2 separate regions of the Homo sapiens genome follow, and region 1 is linked to region 2. A link is an interaction called in ENCODE POLR2A ChIA-PET data of the cell type or tissue named here. Cell type or tissue: IMR-90. All regions are shown on one strand. Each heading gives the region's core, and the rest is flanking DNA. Links, peaks and the distances in the headings are about the cores only.

Region 1 (5,386 bases), core at 276-5,275, 130 kb after region 2:
ATATTTATGAGAATTATCTTTGCTTCTTACTAATCAATCCCTTTTACCCCAATTTTATTTAGTACCATTAAATAACATTTAATAGTAGTATTATTTTGGGACAGGGTCGGCTCTGTTGCTCATTTTATTTAATACTTCTTTATATTATATTTCCTCTTCAAATTACCATCGTGGTCTCTGACTCTTGATAGGACCTAGACTGATACATAGACTAAAATGTTCTAATTAAATACAGAATTTTTCAGAACCAATTAAAAAAAATACCCAAATGTATTTTGCATACAAGAGGCATAGCTGAAACATCATAATACAGAAGGATTGAAAGTAAAAATATGGAAAAATATATAGTACAAAATGGCTGACCGAAAGAAGCTGTTCTAGCTGTTAAGCAAAAGTAACTACCCTTATAAAGAGGAGCACTTTATAATGATAAAAAGGTTCAATTTACAGGAAGGTATAAAAAAATTCTGAATTTCTATGGTGACTAGTAACATGGCCTTAACAAAATATAAAGCAAATATGGACAGAACCATAAGAATAAATAGATACATCCTTAATCAGAATGGAAGATCTTAATACTCCTCTGTCAGTAATTGATAAACAGAAAAGAAAATCAGTTCCTAGATTCAAAAAATATAATTAACAAACTTGCTTTTATTACTTGCTTTAATTGCTTGCAGAATTCACATTTTTTTTTTTCTTTTTCTTTTTCTTGTTTTTGAGATGGAGTCTCACTCTGTTGCCCAGGCTGGAGTGCAGTGGCAGGATCTGGGCTCACTGCAGCCTCTGTCTCCCAGGTTCAAGTGATTCTCCTGCCTCAGCCTCCCGAGTAGCTGGGATTACAGGTGCCAGCCACCATGCCCGGCTAATTTTTGTATTTTTAGTAGAGATGGGGTTTCACCATATTGGCCAGGCTGGTCTTGAACTCCTGACCTCAAATGATCCACCTGCCTCCATCTCCCAAAGTTCTGGGATTACAGGCGTGAGCCACCACACCCTGCCCTCACATTTTTTTCAAAGATGAAAAGATCATTTATAAAAGTTGACTATTTGTTGTGCAGTAGAGCCTAAACACATTTCAAAGGACTGAAATGATATATAGTACATTTTCTGACCAAAATTAACCCAATCTAGCAATTTATTATACAAGATAATAGAAAATACTCATATGTTTGGAAATTTAGAAATACATTACCAAATAACTCATAGATCAAATAAGAAATCACAGTGGAAATTAGATAATATTTTGAACTGAATTATAATAAAAATACAGCTTATTAAAAGGTTGTGTGATGCAGCTAAAGAGTACTTAGAAGTTAATTTATAAGCTAAATGTGTATATTAGGAAACAGGAAACGAATCTACTCATTCATTTCAGGAAGTTAGGGAAAAGGACGACAAAATAAAGCCCAAAAGGTCAGAGTAGGAAAAAATGCAGATAAGAGTAGAAATTAGCAAAATAAAAAATCCCATAGAGTTGAAAAGATCGACACAGCTAAAATTAAATGGATAAACCTCTGGTGAAACTGATAAATAAAAATGAAGAGAAGACACAAATAACCTTTTGTTCTAAGCTTTTAAAAAAGTCACTAAGAGGAAATTATGAACAATTTTATACTAACAATTTTTGGAATGTTAGAAAAAATGATCAAATTCCTAGAAAAATACAACTTATCTAATATGATACAAGAAAACTAGATAATCAGGCCAGGTATGGTGGGTCACACCTGTAATCCCAACACTTTGGGAGGCTGAGGCAGGCTGATTACTTAAGCCCAGGAATTCAAGACCAGCTTGGGCAACATGGTGAAATCCCATCTCTACAAAAAAGACAAATATTAGCTGGGTGTTGTGGCACGTGCCTATAGTCCCAGCTACTAGGGTGGCTGTGGTGGGGGAGGATCACTTGAATTCGGGAGGTCAAATCTGCCGTGAGCCATGTTCGTGCCACTGCACTGTAGCAAGACTCTGTCAAAAAAAAAAAAAAAAAAAAAAGAAAAAGAAGGAAGGAAGGAAGAAAGGAAGAAAGGAAGGAAGGAAAGAAAGACAGACAGACTAGATAATCAAAATAATCTTATAGCTGTTAAACAAATTGAGCCCATAATTAATTGCCACACAAAAAAAGCTTCAAGTCAAGATGGCTTTCCTATATACTTTCAAGCAACATTTAAGAAAGAAATAATGCCTATTAAAAAAAATCTGTATTAGAGGATGTAAGACCAATATAATGACCTTGACACCAAAACTCAACAAGAACATAATGAGAAATGAAAATGAGAAGACTATTATGAGAAACTAGAAACCTTTCAGAAAGTAGGTGAATAAATTTTTTTTTTTTGAGACCGAGTTTCATTTTGGTGCCCAGGCTGTAGTCTAAGATCGCGCCACTGCACAAAGAAAAACAAAACAAAACCATAGACTGGGTGGCTTAAACAACAAACATTTATTTCTTACAGTTTTGGTGGCTGGAAGTCTGAGATGAGGGTGCCAACATGGTCAGGGCCCTCCCACTTGTTCACAGACAGCTGCCTTCTTGCTATATCCGCACATGGTGGAGAGAGAGAGAGCAAGCGCAGGTTCCTTCATCTTCCAAGGGTACAAACCTTATCATGGGTGCTTTATCCTCATAACCTCGTCTGACCCTAATCACCTCCCTAAGGCCCCACCTCCAAATACCATCACATTGGGTGGGGGCTTCAACACATGAATTTTGGGGCGGGGGACACACACATTCAGTGCACAGCAAAAAGTATAGGGATTAAAGTATGCTGGTTATTAAGGTATTGTCTTTCACCTTGAGACCTGTTTTGTGATGTTGGTTCTGGGATTTTGCAAACCACATTTCTTTGCCAGTTGCTTTTCTGCTGGGGTCTGTCTGCAAGAGTCCCTGAGTCATATGGAAATTCTGTGTATATGTCTCTCTCTCTCTCTGTGCTGTCTGTGTGTGTGTGTGCATGTGTGTGTGTATTTCTGAGTCATCTTGTACTCGTCTGGTAAGTAGTTTTCACACATAGAAAGCCCTAATTTAGAAGAAACCTCTGAATTCTTATTTTCAGTATTATTAGAGATAAAGAGAATAAGAGATAAAACATTTTTAAAGGATCCTCATTACTTCTTTTTAAAATATATAGCTGGGCATAGTGGCTCATGCCTGTAATCCCAGCACTTTGGGAGGCCAAGGCGGGCGGATCACCTGAGGTCAGGAGTTCAAGACCAGCCTGGCCAACATGGTGAAACTAAAAATACAAAAAATTAGCCAGGAGTGGTGGCAGGTGCCTATAATCCCAGCTCCTCTCTGAAGGCTGAGGCATGAGAATCACTTGAATCCAGGAGGCAGAGGTTGCAGTGAGCCGAGATCGCACCATTGCCCTCCAGTCTGGGCAATAAGAGTGAAATGCTGTCTAAAAAAATAAATAAATAGGCTGGGTGTGGTGGCTCAAGCTTGTAATCCCAGCACTTTGGGAGGCCGAGGTGGGCGAATCACCTGAGGTCAGGAGTTCAAGACCAACCTGGCCAACATGGCAAGACCCTATCTCTACTAAAAATACAAAAATTAGCCCAGCATGGTGGCTCATGCCTGTAATCCTAGCCACTCGGGAGGCTGGGGCACGAGAATCGCTTGAACCCTGGAGGTGGAGGCTGCAGTGAGCAGAGATCATGCCACTGCACTCCAGCCTGGGTGACAGAGAGAGACTCCATCTCGAAAATAAGTAATAAATACATAAATAAATACAAATAAAATAAAATACACATATAAGGCTGGGTGCAGTGGCTCATGCCTGTAAACCCAACATTTTGGGAAACCAAGGCGGGAGTATTGCTTGAGGCCAGGAGTTTGAGACCAGCCTGGGCAATGAAGCGAGACCCTGTCTTTATAAAATTTTTTTAAAAAGCTGGACACAGCAGCATGCATCTGTAATCTCAGCTACTCAGGAGGATGAGGTTAGAAGATCACCTGAGTCCAGGTGTTCAAGGCTGCAGTAAGCCGTGATCATGCCACTGCACTCCAGCCAGGGTGACAGAGACAGACCCTGTCTCAAACAAACAAATACATCAGATGACATCTCCTGAAACATGTTCTGTTCTAAGGAGTAATTTACACTCACTAGGATTAATCTGTTCAACCTGTTAAACTACTAAGAGAGCAGTAGACAGGTGTGTTAGTCCAGGTTTATATTACTGTGTGACCTCATCCCTCTATTTTGGATCCAGAGATGTTTCCCCTCTGGATATGATCAGTTTCTTTGCAGTTGGCTTGAATTTCAAACCCCAGATTCTGCCTGTAAAGTTAATAATACTCTGCTTCTAATTGTATAAGTTTTCTCCATGTGGGAACTTAGTATACAGACTTTTCCCCATAACTACAACTGAATACAGAACAGTGATCATGCGACTTCTATATATCCTGACCACACTTCTGCCTTTGTAATTTGAATTATTTGGCACTATGAACAGCATTTAGCATAGTATTTTTCCATTTTTTTCCTTGGGGAATGAGACAAAGATGAGGTTGTGAACCAAGCTGACAAGGCTACTCTAGCTTACTTAATTAAGTACAGATGGTCCCCAATTTCCAATGGTTCAACTTAACAATTTTTTGATTTTATGATGGTGCAAAAGTGATACTTATTCAGTAGAAACTATACCTCAAGTAACCATACAACCATTCTATGGTCTTTCCTAATAGTCTAATATTAATTGAGAACTTTTTTGAGTTTCTAGAAATCAAGGCGGTATTAATAGGAAACAGCTATGCTTCCGACAACTTCTTGAAAATACTGTCAGGGTCGAGGTGGCTTCCTCATGCTGCCTGGGCAATTCTTCTTGAAATGCCATGGCTTGCCACACTTGTAGCAGTTAACAGGTGTACCCTGGGAATTCTGGACTTAGTGGGCTTGTCTGGTGGCCATTAAAGCCTCTGTCTCTTTCCTGTATTTCCTGTCTCTCTCCTGGGCCTTCCTATCTCTATCATAAAAAACCGAGGTGGCTACTTTCAGGAGGTTCTCCAAAGTACTATCTGGTCCCAGGGCCTGTTTCTGCAACTTCCTCCTGATATCAGGGGCTGCCTGAGTAATAAATTTACCCTTTAGGATAAGTTATCCCTCGACAGAGTCAGGAGATAGAGAGGTGTGCTTTACAAAGGCCTCTCCTAGCCTTTCCAAGAAGGCAGTGGGATTTTCATCAAATCCTTGGTCTATCATGGATAACTTGGTATACTTAAGAGGCTGGCCGGGCACAGTGGCAGGGTCTTGGGAAAGAGGCAGATCTGACAGTTTAACTTTTGTTTGTTTGTTTGAGACAGAGTCTCGCTCTGTCGCCCAGGCTGGAGTGCAGTGGCGCGATCTCGGCTCACTGCAAGCTCCGCCTCCTGGGTTCACGCCATTCT
Region 2 (5,386 bases), core at 141-5,140:
GTAACTGTGAAACATCTTGTAAATCTTCCTGTCATTAGGAGCAGAAAATGAAAAATTCTGAATTCTCAAATGTGTTCAATGAAAGTTAAAAAAAAAAAAAAGGAGGGCAAAGACTACAAAAATACTGTCTCTACACTTTTGTACTTTCTGGGAAGATGATAAAACACTGGATTTTTTTTTCAAAATTGCACTATCCTTCTAGATGATGCCACCATTTTTCTGTTTTCTTATTATTTTGGTCTCTTTTTAATACAGTTGGAAATAACTAAGTAGTAAAGATAAAATAGTTCCTAGGAACAGAAAACCAAACACTGCATGTTCTCATTCATAAGTAGGAGCTAAACAATGAGAACACATGGACACAGGGAGGGGATCATCACACACCGGGGCCTGTTGGGGAGTGGGGGGAAAGGGGAGGGAGAGTATTAGGACAAATACCTAATGCATGCGGGGTTTAAAACCTAGATGACGGGTTGACAGTTACAGCAAACCACCATGACACATGTCTATCTATGTAACAAACCTGCATGTTCTGCACATGTATCCCAGAACTTACAGTAAAATAAAAATAAATAAAATAGTTCCTAGGATGTAATAGCAAACTATCTCAAGATATAGGAAAAAATCAAATAACTAAGATCCCGTTATATATGACAGAAATATAAAAGGGACCAAAAGGTCCATATGGTAATTTCAAAAAATAAATGTTCTCCTTCTTTGAAGACCTCAAGGAAAGAACAAAACATAAAGTATCAAATCTATAGGTAGAACCACTTGAAAAAGGACTCAAAAACTAAAATTGGGTCCAACTTAAGAAAAATCATTTGTGTATCTACATATTAAAACAATACACATATCCTGTAACTAATTATTTAAATATTACTGTATTAGAATTACCATTTTTGGTTCTTAGCTCAATGTTGAAAAATATAAATAGCACACAACAGAAATTCAATAAACGAAAAGCTGTTGAAAATTTCTGGCCAGGCTCGGTGGCTCACATCTATAATCCCAGCACTTTGGGAGGCCAACGCGGGCAGACTGCTTGGGCCCAGGAGTTTGAGACCAGCCTGGGCAACATGGCAAAACCCTGTCTCTATAAAGTTACTCAGGAGTGGTGACGCAGGCACATGCCTATAGTCCCAGCTACAGTCCAGGACAGTCAAGTCATCGTCTGGCTTTGTTTCCATACCTCGAGCTCTGACTGCATCCCAAGATTACTGGGTAAGCCAAATAAAATAATGAATGTTAAAAATGTATATACTGTAAGTTATAAAATACTTTAAGTAATATTTATGAATAATATACAAATATATCTTGATGGCATAATATTTTTAAATCTAGGATTCTGTTACACTTTTGTCTCACATAACTCCCACAACATTCCTGACAAACTTTCCCATCACGTCTATCTCAAGAAAAGAAAGACAGCATTTTTTTTTTTTTTTTTTTTGAAATGGAGCTTCGCTTTTGTTGCCCGGGCTGGAGTGCAATGGCGCACTCTCAGCTCACTGCAACCTCCGCCTTGTGGGTTCAAGTGATTCTCCTGCCTCAGCCTCTCTAGTAGCTGGGATTACAAGTGTGCACCACCATGCCCAGCTAATTTTTTTTGTATTTTTAGTAGAAACGGGGTTTCACCATGTTGGTTAGGCTCGTCTTGAACTCCTGACCTCAAGTGATCCACCTGCCTCGGCCTACCAAAGTGCTGGGATTATAGATGTGAGCCACCATGCCTGGCCGAAAGACAGAAATTTTATGTCATAAAATTTAAGCAGGGTGATTCAGTTTGAAGAGGCTTGGCTTCTTCCTTAAATTCTTTTCGGAAAAATGATTATCTTACATTGCACAAAATAAAGACTCTAACCTGGTATTTAGCTATTGTCCCCAAAACTATCAAAATCCTTTTTATACACAATTTCTCCTTTAAAAAAACAAGAACACTCCATTCACAGGAACAAGCCACTGTTCTCAAAGTAGTTACAGTAAGCAGAATCTACTATACAAACTCTAGATCTAAGGGCATATTTGCACATTTACATGTCATTTGGTTGAGATGGCCTGCCTAAATATTTTTTAAAAACTTAAAATTTTCTAATTAAATTTATAATTAGTATTAATATTTTAATTTACTAAGTTTAAAAACTCACAATTACCTTTTAAAATGTTGTAAATATTGTGGGGCTCATACCACCCCTCCCATCATAAGAACACTATACTCCTTTCACAGACATAGAAATATACTGAAGTCTCTCCCATCTAGAAGGAAAAAACTCCTCCCTTAATCCCTTGTTTACTTGCTCTTCCTTTCTCCTCTTCCAGTATTTTGAAAATGTCTGCTATTCTCTCAGTTGTGTCCTTGTCTTCACTTCTACCTTTCCAAACCTCTTTCCTATCCACTAAAGAAACCATACTAAGGTCACCAAGTATGCCAAAACCAAAAGACAGCTTTCAGTCCTCATCTTATTTGACTTCTGTGTATCATGACATTATTTAACATTCTCCTGCACCATAGCTACAAAGGTTCTACTTTCTTATTCCTCTTCCTACCTTCTCCAGTAAGTAGGTCCTTCTCAGTCATCTTATATCTAAACTGGCTCCTCTTAGAACTTCCTCTTCCAGCCCCTTTAATGTTGAGGTTACTTCATGCTGTTCTTAATCTCTTCTCTTTAATTTTTCTTTTCTTTTTTTTCGGAGACATAGTCTCACTGTCCCCCAGGCTGGAGTGCATTGGCACAATCTCAGCTCACTGCAGCCTCTGCCTCCTGGGCTCAAGCAATCCTCCCCTCTCAGCCTCCCAAGTAGCTAGGACTACAGGCATGCCCCACCACACCGGGCTAATTTTTGTATTTTTTGTAGAGACAGGTTTCACCATGTTGCCCAGGCTGGTCTCAAACTCCTGGACTCAAGAGATCCACCTGCCTCAGCCTCCCAAAGTGCTGGGATTAGAGGTGTGAACCACCGTGCCCAGCCAACTTCTTCTCTTTTCATGTTGAATACAAGCATTATTCTTGAAGGATATGGGTAATAATGACACTATTGGAGTGGTGGAGCTACAAGACTAAATTTTAGGAAGTAGCAGGGTTAGAGATATATAGTAGAAGAGTTTCCTTCCTTCCTTTTCTCTCTCTCTCCTTTCTTTTTTTTTTAAGACAGAGTCTTGCACTGTCACCCAGGCTGGAGTGCAGTGGTACAATCACAACTCACTACAGCCTCAACCTTCTGGGTTCAAGCTATCCTCCTACCTCAGCCTCCAAAGTAACTGGTACCACAGGCACGCATCACCACACCTGGGTAATTTTTTTATTTTTTGTAGAGATGAGGGTCTCACAACGTGGCCCAGGCTAGTCTCAAACTCCTGAGGTCAAGCAATCCTCCTGCCTCAGCCTCCCAAAGTGCTGGGGTTACAGGCATGAGCCACCAGACCCGGCTATGTTATGTGTTTTTGATAAGTCAGTCAGTCACATTACACCATAATTGTAGGTATGCTTGCAAGCTCCTGAAGGATTGTGTCTTTTCATTTTTGAAACACTGGTAACAAGCTCAGAGCCTGATAGGCATTCAACAAATGATTGCTGAATGAATTAAATAGCCCTTGTTCTCTCCTGAATCTTCCATCTTTCCCTTTTTAAAATAATAATTTATCTCAAAACATGCTCATTTATCTTGCGTATCTTAATGATAACAAAGAATACTTGATATCTGTGTTGGTTCCTGGTTTATATTCTGCTTCAGGGAGCTCATCCACTCTAAGAGTTCCATTTGTTTCCTCTATATAGAAAACTTGTGGCCAGATGCGGTGGCTCACGCCTATAATCTCAGCACTTTGGGAGGCTCAGGCAGGCAGATCACTTGATCCTAGGAGTTCGAGACCTGCCTGGGCAATATGGTGAAACCCTGTCTCTACTAAAAACAAACAAACAAACAAAAAACTATACACACACACACACACACAAATTAGCTGGGCATGGTGGCAAGCACCTTTAGTCCCAGCTACTGGGAGTAAGGGACAGGAGGATCACCTGAGCCTTGGGAGGTTGAGACTGCAGTGAGCCGTGATTGTGCCACTGCACTCTAGCCTGTAGATCCACCTCTCCAATAGTATCATTATTACCCATATTCTTCAAGAATAATGTTTGTATTCAACAAAAATACAAACATATTTCTTTCCCCTAATATCCGCTCTAAATGTTGAATGGTGGGAAGTGGGAGAGAGCACTAGAGCAACGTAAGTGGTCAGGAATTGTTTAGTTTTTTTTTGTTTTTGTTTTTAGACAGAGTGAAACTCTGTCTCCCAGGCTGGAGTGCAGTGGCGTGATCTCGGCTAACTGCAACCTCCGTCTCCTGGGTTCAAGCAATCCTCCTGCCTCAGCCTCCCAAGTAGCTGGGATTGCACGTATGTGCCACCATACCTGGCTAATTTTGCATTTTTAGTAGAGACGGGATTTCACCATATTGCCCAGGCTGGTCTCAACTCCTGACCTCAAGTGATCCGCCCACCTTGGCCTCCCAGAATGCTGGGATTACAGGTGTGAGCCACCACACCCAGCCAGAACTGTTTAATCTGTAATATTCTAATATTGTAAAGTAGGTAATGTACTATCCAGGCATAGTGGTGCATGCCTGTAGTCCCAGTCACTCAGGAGGCTGAGGCAGGAGGATCACTTGAGGCCAGGAGTTAGAGGGGCTGCAGTGCACTATGATCATACCTCTGAATAGCCACTGGCATTTCAGACTGGGCAACGTGGTATGACCCCATCTCTTTAAATTAAAAAAAAAAGAAAGAAAGAAAGAAATATGTTACTTGTAGAATTACTTTTAAAAATAAAATCAACTAAGCACTTGCCTATGATTCTTACAGACTACAAGCAAAAGGGCCAGAACTGGGTATATAACTCCTGATCATTTTCTCATTACAAAAATCTCATATCTGGCTGGGCGTGGTAGCTCACGCCTATAATCCTAACACTTTGGAAAACTGAGGTGGGTGGATTATTTGAGCTCAGGAGTTCAAGACCAGGCTGGGCAACATGGTGAAACCCCATCTCTACAGAAAATACAAAAAAAAAAAAAAATTGGCCAGGTGTACTGGTGCGTGCCTGTAGTCCCAGCTACCCAGGAGGCTGAGATGAGAGGATCACCTGAACCTGGGAGGTTGAGGCTGCAGTAAGCCATGACCGTTCCACTGCACTCCAGAATGGGAGACAGAGGGAGACCCTGTCTCAAACAAAAAAAGAGTTTAAAAACAAGTATTTAGGCTCCTCAACAAACCAGCCTCTAACTACATTTCAAACATTAATGCTATCTGTTTTTTATTCTTCCAATGCTCTATGCTCTTTCTATATTTGATTTAGTTGTGCAATGCTGGGAAAATCCTTATTCACACAGT

What was found. ChIA-PET counts read pairs that join two places held together with the same protein. Peaks named below come from ENCODE experiments on the same cell type or tissue, not always from the same donor. Only the 100,000 strongest peaks of a DNase experiment are listed, where the experiment ranks them.
Region 1: POLR2A ChIA-PET joins it to region 2 with 16 read pairs; 3 of 35 experiments call an interaction of 5 or more read pairs at or near these places.

Annotation. Positions count from the first base shown.
Region 1 is chr12:42,297,221-42,302,606 of GRCh38, forward strand. No RefSeq gene overlaps it. Among named protein-coding and RNA genes, the nearest start is that of MIR7851, 24 kb to the right of the region's middle. RefSeq lists an enhancer at 2,238-2,327. In IMR-90, for the core only: no CTCF peak of the experiment used is centred there; a DNase peak (open chromatin) is centred at 2,941.
Region 2 is chr12:42,166,743-42,172,128 of GRCh38, forward strand. The region is part of intron 2 of YAF2 (YY1 associated factor 2); the gene reads right to left. Among named protein-coding and RNA genes, the nearest start is that of GXYLT1, 25 kb to the left of the region's middle. RefSeq lists a silencer at 2,452-2,652. In IMR-90, for the core only: no CTCF peak of the experiment used is centred there; no DNase peak of the experiment used is centred there.